Linked DNA regions of Homo sapiens: region 2 is linked to region 1. Evidence: read pairs that join two places in POLR2A ChIA-PET (ENCODE). Cell type or tissue: B cell. All regions are shown on one strand.

Region 1 (2,500 bases):
GGGAGGCCGAGGCGGGCGAATCATGAAGTCAGGAGTTCGAGACCATGATGTTCGAGACCAGGAGTTCGAGACTGGCTAACATGGTGAAGCCCCATCTCTACTAAAAATAGAAATAAATTAGCCGGGCGTGGTGGTGGGCACCTGTAGTCCCAGCTACTCAGAAGGCTGAGGCAGGAGAATGGCTTGAACCCGGGAGGCGGAGCTTGCAGTGAGCCGAGATCGCACCACTGCACTCCAGCCTGTGTGACAGAGCGAGACTCTGTCTCAAAGAAAAAAACAAAAGATGTATGTAAATTAATTGTGACTAGCATTTAGTGGGCATTCAATTTCTTGTATAGAAGTTTCAGTACCCACTCTCATGCTCTGTAACTAGTTTCAAACAGAGTTCTCCTTCCTTTTCAATGTCATTACAGACTGAATCCATTTGCTGGGTCCCACAGTTCACTGTCCAGTATGTACTTGCCACACATTTTTTGAACATCTCTTTTGAGTGTTGTGGTAGGCACTGGTCTCTCCCTTTCCTTGACTCTCATACCAACTCCTAATTTCTTTTTCACTCTGTCTTTAAATAGTAGCTTTCCTTCTTCTCCACTTAGCCCCTAGAAAACTTTTTTTCTTGCTCATTAAGCCCACTGAATACACTTTTCAGGGGCAACAAGTATATCCCAGAAAGATCAGCACTAACCTTCAATTTATATAGTAATAAAAGCCCTCCCACTGCTCCTATGAAGGCAAAACAAAACAAAACAATCAGGGTCTCAATCAGCCACTTTTTTGTGGTGGGTGGGGGGTGCGGGGTATAGGTTCTTGCTCTGTCACCCAGGCTGGAGTGCTGTGGTGCGACCATGGTTCACTGCAACCTCCGCCTCCTGGGCTCAAGCGATCCTCTTACCTCAGCCTCCCAAGAAGCTAGGACAACAGGCATGAGCCGTGGTGCCCAGCTGATTTTTTTTTTTTTTTAAGTAATTGAGACGGGGTCTTACTATGTTGCCCAGGCTGGTCTCGAAGTCCTGGACTCAAGTGATCCTCCTGCCTTCGCCTCCCAAAGTGTTGGGATTACAGGCGTGAGCCCTGGTGCCTGGCCTCAATCAGCCACTTTTAGTGCTATTCTCATGAATATCCTACAAATGAGGCTTTGTGTATGTTGGGTATTCTGGTGACATTCCACACTGCCAGGCAAGTAATTAATTCACTTGCCCAGAGAAGGGCTCTCCTTAGGTGTGTGGCATTTGGCTCCTCAAGTCACCATTCTTTAGCTTTTCAAAAGAGCCAAGGTGAGTCACTAGCTCAATCAGTGATGTTGCCATTAAACCAGTTCATGTTTTACTGATTAACTGATAAGTGTTTGGGAAACTTGACTACTAAATAAAATATAAAATTACTGGATTTGGCTCCTTTTTTGAGAAGATACAACAAAGGAAGGCTCCCAAAAAAGAAACGTTCACAATTAAAACAAACGGGAAGATTGAGAGGTCATCATTTCTACTTGACAGATGAAGACCTGGAAGCTCAAAAAGGTCAAGTGATCTGTCTGTAGCCACAAATGCTAATAAAGTGACAGAATGAAAACTGGGACCAGGTCTGGCTCAAAATCCAGAGTGCCTTCCACTAAATCACAGATACATCTATTCAAATAGCCATATCCCTAACCAGTAACAATGATATCATAATAGTTGTTGCTAACATTTATCTAGCTCTTCTCATGTGGCAAGTACCGGGCTAAGCGACTTACGTGTATGATCTCATTTAATCCTCACAATCCCCCTATGAGGTAGGTTTATCAAGATCTCCGTTTCGCCAGGCGTGGTGGCTCACGCCTATAATCCCAGCACTTTGGGAGGCCAAGGTGGGCGGATCACCTGAGGTTGGGAGTTTGAGACCAGCTTGACCAACATAGGGAAACCCTGTCTCTACTAAAAATACAAAATTAGCTGGGCATGGTGGCGCATCCTGTAATCCCAGCTACTCGGGAGACTGAGGCAGGAGAATTGCTTGAACCCGGGAGGCGGAGGTTGCGGTGAGCCGAGATTGTGCCATTGCACTCTAGCCTGGGCAACAAGGGCGAAACTCCATCTCAAAAAAAAAAACCTCCATTTCATAATTGAGGAAATCAAGTTTCATAAAAGTTCAGTAATTGCTTTGTTACCACAGCTGGTAAGGAGTAGGGCAAGTTTGCACCTAGGTCTAATTCCAGAACCCATTCTCTTAATCATTACAGTAGATTGCAGGAAACTAAAACTCTAGTCCTGCTTCCAAAGCGGCAAGTCATTTGAGAGTTTTCTCTCAATTTCCTTGTCAATTAAATGGGGATATTGTTACTTGTCCTTACCTATTTCACAGAAATATTAGGATTATAAAATGAGAAAGTATATAAGCTTTCAAAAGGGAAATTGCTATATACATCTAGGTACTGTCTAAAGTTTCACTCAGATCTTCCCTATTCCACAGTCATAAAGGGATTTGGCTGACATCATTAGCTCTCAAACATCCTCTGAAGTGG
Region 2 (2,500 bases), 430 kb before region 1:
TACTGTATTTCTCATGCTGGATTTCAAAAAAAAAAAAAAAAGTATCAAAAACAAAAAAAACTAAAGGGTGGTGTTTTATTGGATTGTGACAGGTTGAGTAATAAGGAATTAAGTCGTCGTCATTTCATTAAAACTGAGAGATGATGTAATGCATATATAAGAGTTTTCTGAAGGGTTTTTTTTGGGCTTTTAAACAGCTTATTTTTGTTTTTGTTTAGTTTTTTTATTTTATTTTATTTTGGAAAGATATGATTGTATTATGTGCAACTCAGTTGCTTACATTATAACTACAAAATATTTTTGGGTTCCTGGAAAAAAAAGAAAAAAGACTAATAAATGTGTTTGGCTGCTAAGCATTTACTATTGTGGTTTCCTGTTTTATTCTGCCAGTTTAATTTGCTCATTTGTTGAATGTTTATATATTTTTTCTTATTCTTCTCTCCCTGCTCCACATGTAAAAGCTGTCAGAAATTCAACATTTGAATTTGGGCCGCAACTCTGTCTACCTTGTCTTGTCATGTTTTTGTTAGGGTTGTTGGGTTGGCTGGTTGGTTTGTGCTGCTCACCGCCTGCCCCAATGCTGAACATGGTCTGCCACAGTGCAGGGTTCAAATTCTCTAAGAGAAATTAATGTTCTCCTTCTACCTTTGGCTGTTGTCTTGTTTAATCATAATTTGCACTTGGAATGAGAACACGAGAAGAGAGAAGAGGCCTGCCTAGAGTTCTGCTGCCACAGTGCAGGGTTCAAATTCTCTAAGAGAAATTAATGTTCTCCTTCTACCTTTGGCTGTTGCCTTGTTTAATCATAATTTGCACTTGGAATGAGAACACGAGAAGAGAGAAGAGGCCTGCCTAGAGTTCTGCTGCATCCCACTGCTGCAGTGCCCAGGGATGATAACCAGCGAGTTAGCTTTGTCCAGAAAATGCCATGCTGAGTGCCCGTCTGCCCTGCTTCGGGTGCCGCAACACTGCTGAGGAGCATGATAACCGCAACCATTAGGCTAGATTTTCCCCATCTCCGATGTATTTATGGTTAGCTGCTAAAATAGAGACTTGTGAGATATGTAATTGTGAAACACCTCTAGAATGGTAAAGAGGAAGAATGGACAGGAACTAATACTTACTCATTTCCAGATGCTTTTGTATCTGATTTTATTCTCAGAATGCTGTGAGAAAGATCATTAGGAAGCTGAGGCTCAGAATTTCTTATTTTTATTTTTATTTTTATTTATTTTTGTTTTTGTTTTTTTGAGACGGAGTCTCACTCTGTCGCCCAGGCTGGAGTGCAGTGGCGTGATCTCAGCTTACCACAACCTCTGCCTCTGGGTTCAAGCGATTCTCCTGCCTCAGCCTCCTGAGTAGCTGGGACTACAGACACGCGCCACCACACCCGGCTAATTTTTGTATTTTTAGTAGAGACAGGGTTTCACCATGTTGGCCAAGCTGGTTTCGAACTCCTGATCTCAGGTGATCCGCTCACCTCAGCCTCCCAAAGTGCTGGGATTACAGGCATGAGCCACTGTGCCCATCCGGCTCAGAATAATTTAAGTAGCCAATAGAAGTTTGCATTGATTGAGTGCTTACTATAAGCTGAGCACTATTCTAAGCATGTGATGTATATGCATTCTGTTAACTGAAACTCATTGTCACGGGTGAAACCAAAATAGGAGACCAGATTGGATTCAAAAGTTATACCAAGGCCGGGCGCAGTGGCTCATGCCTGTAATCCTAGTATTTTGGGAGGCCAAGGTGGGCAGATCACTGGAGGTCCGGAGTTCGAGACCAGACAGGCCAACATGGTGAAAACCCATCTCCACTAAAAATACAAAAATTAGCCGAGTGTGGTGGTGCGTGCCTGTAATCCCAGATACTTGGGAGCCTGAGACAGGAGAATCACTTGAACCCGGGAGGCAGAGATTGCAGTTAGGTGAGATCGCACCATTGCACTTCAGCCTGGGCAACAAAGCGAGACTCCGTCTAAAAAAATAAAGTGACACCCAATTGCGTCTGCTGAAAAATCCCTGGATTTCTGAGAAAAAGATCTTAAGGCCTGTTGTACAAAGTGGTAGAGCCATCCCGTCTGTCACCACAAAAGAAGTAAACCTTGAAAAACGGGTAAGAAGAGACGCACCAGATGTTCAAAAACACGGAGGGCCTGCCTGTCACAGGTAGGTGCTCTTATTGAGGAATACAGATCACTGCAGAGACTGTAAAGACCTTTGTTACCAAAGGCTTTGTTTTAAATTTGAATTATTTTAAAAATGTGTAAATGGCTAAGGAGTAATATATTGTAGAATTAAAGGTGATTGTTTAGACCTTAACGTCTGACCCAGTTTTCCTCACCAGAGATGTGTCCTTCCATCACCTTGGGTGAGTTTAGTGTCCACATGGAAAATCCACCTATAACCTGGGCTTCTCAACCCTTCCTCCAGCCCACCCCAGTCACACATACCCATGCTCACCCAAAACTGCTCCCCACCAGAGTCACTAATTTTAGCAT

What was found. Peaks named below come from ENCODE experiments on the same cell type or tissue, not always from the same donor. Only the 100,000 strongest peaks of a DNase experiment are listed, where the experiment ranks them.
Region 2: POLR2A ChIA-PET joins it to region 1 with 5 read pairs; 4 of 35 experiments call an interaction of 5 or more read pairs at or near these places.

Annotation. Positions count from the first base shown.
Region 1 is chr22:40,765,930-40,768,429 of GRCh38, forward strand. No RefSeq gene overlaps it. Among named protein-coding and RNA genes, the nearest start is that of MIR4766, 47 kb to the right of the region's middle. In B cell, no CTCF peak of the experiment used is centred here; no DNase peak of the experiment used is centred here; H3K27ac peaks cover 1,133 bases.
Region 2 is chr22:40,335,453-40,337,952 of GRCh38, forward strand. TNRC6B (trinucleotide repeat containing adaptor 6B) reads left to right here. Exons shown (of 23, transcript NM_001162501.2): 23 at 1-356. Among named protein-coding and RNA genes, the nearest start is that of ADSL, 9.8 kb to the right of the region's middle. In B cell, no CTCF peak of the experiment used is centred here; a DNase peak (open chromatin) is centred at 999; H3K27ac peaks cover 898 bases.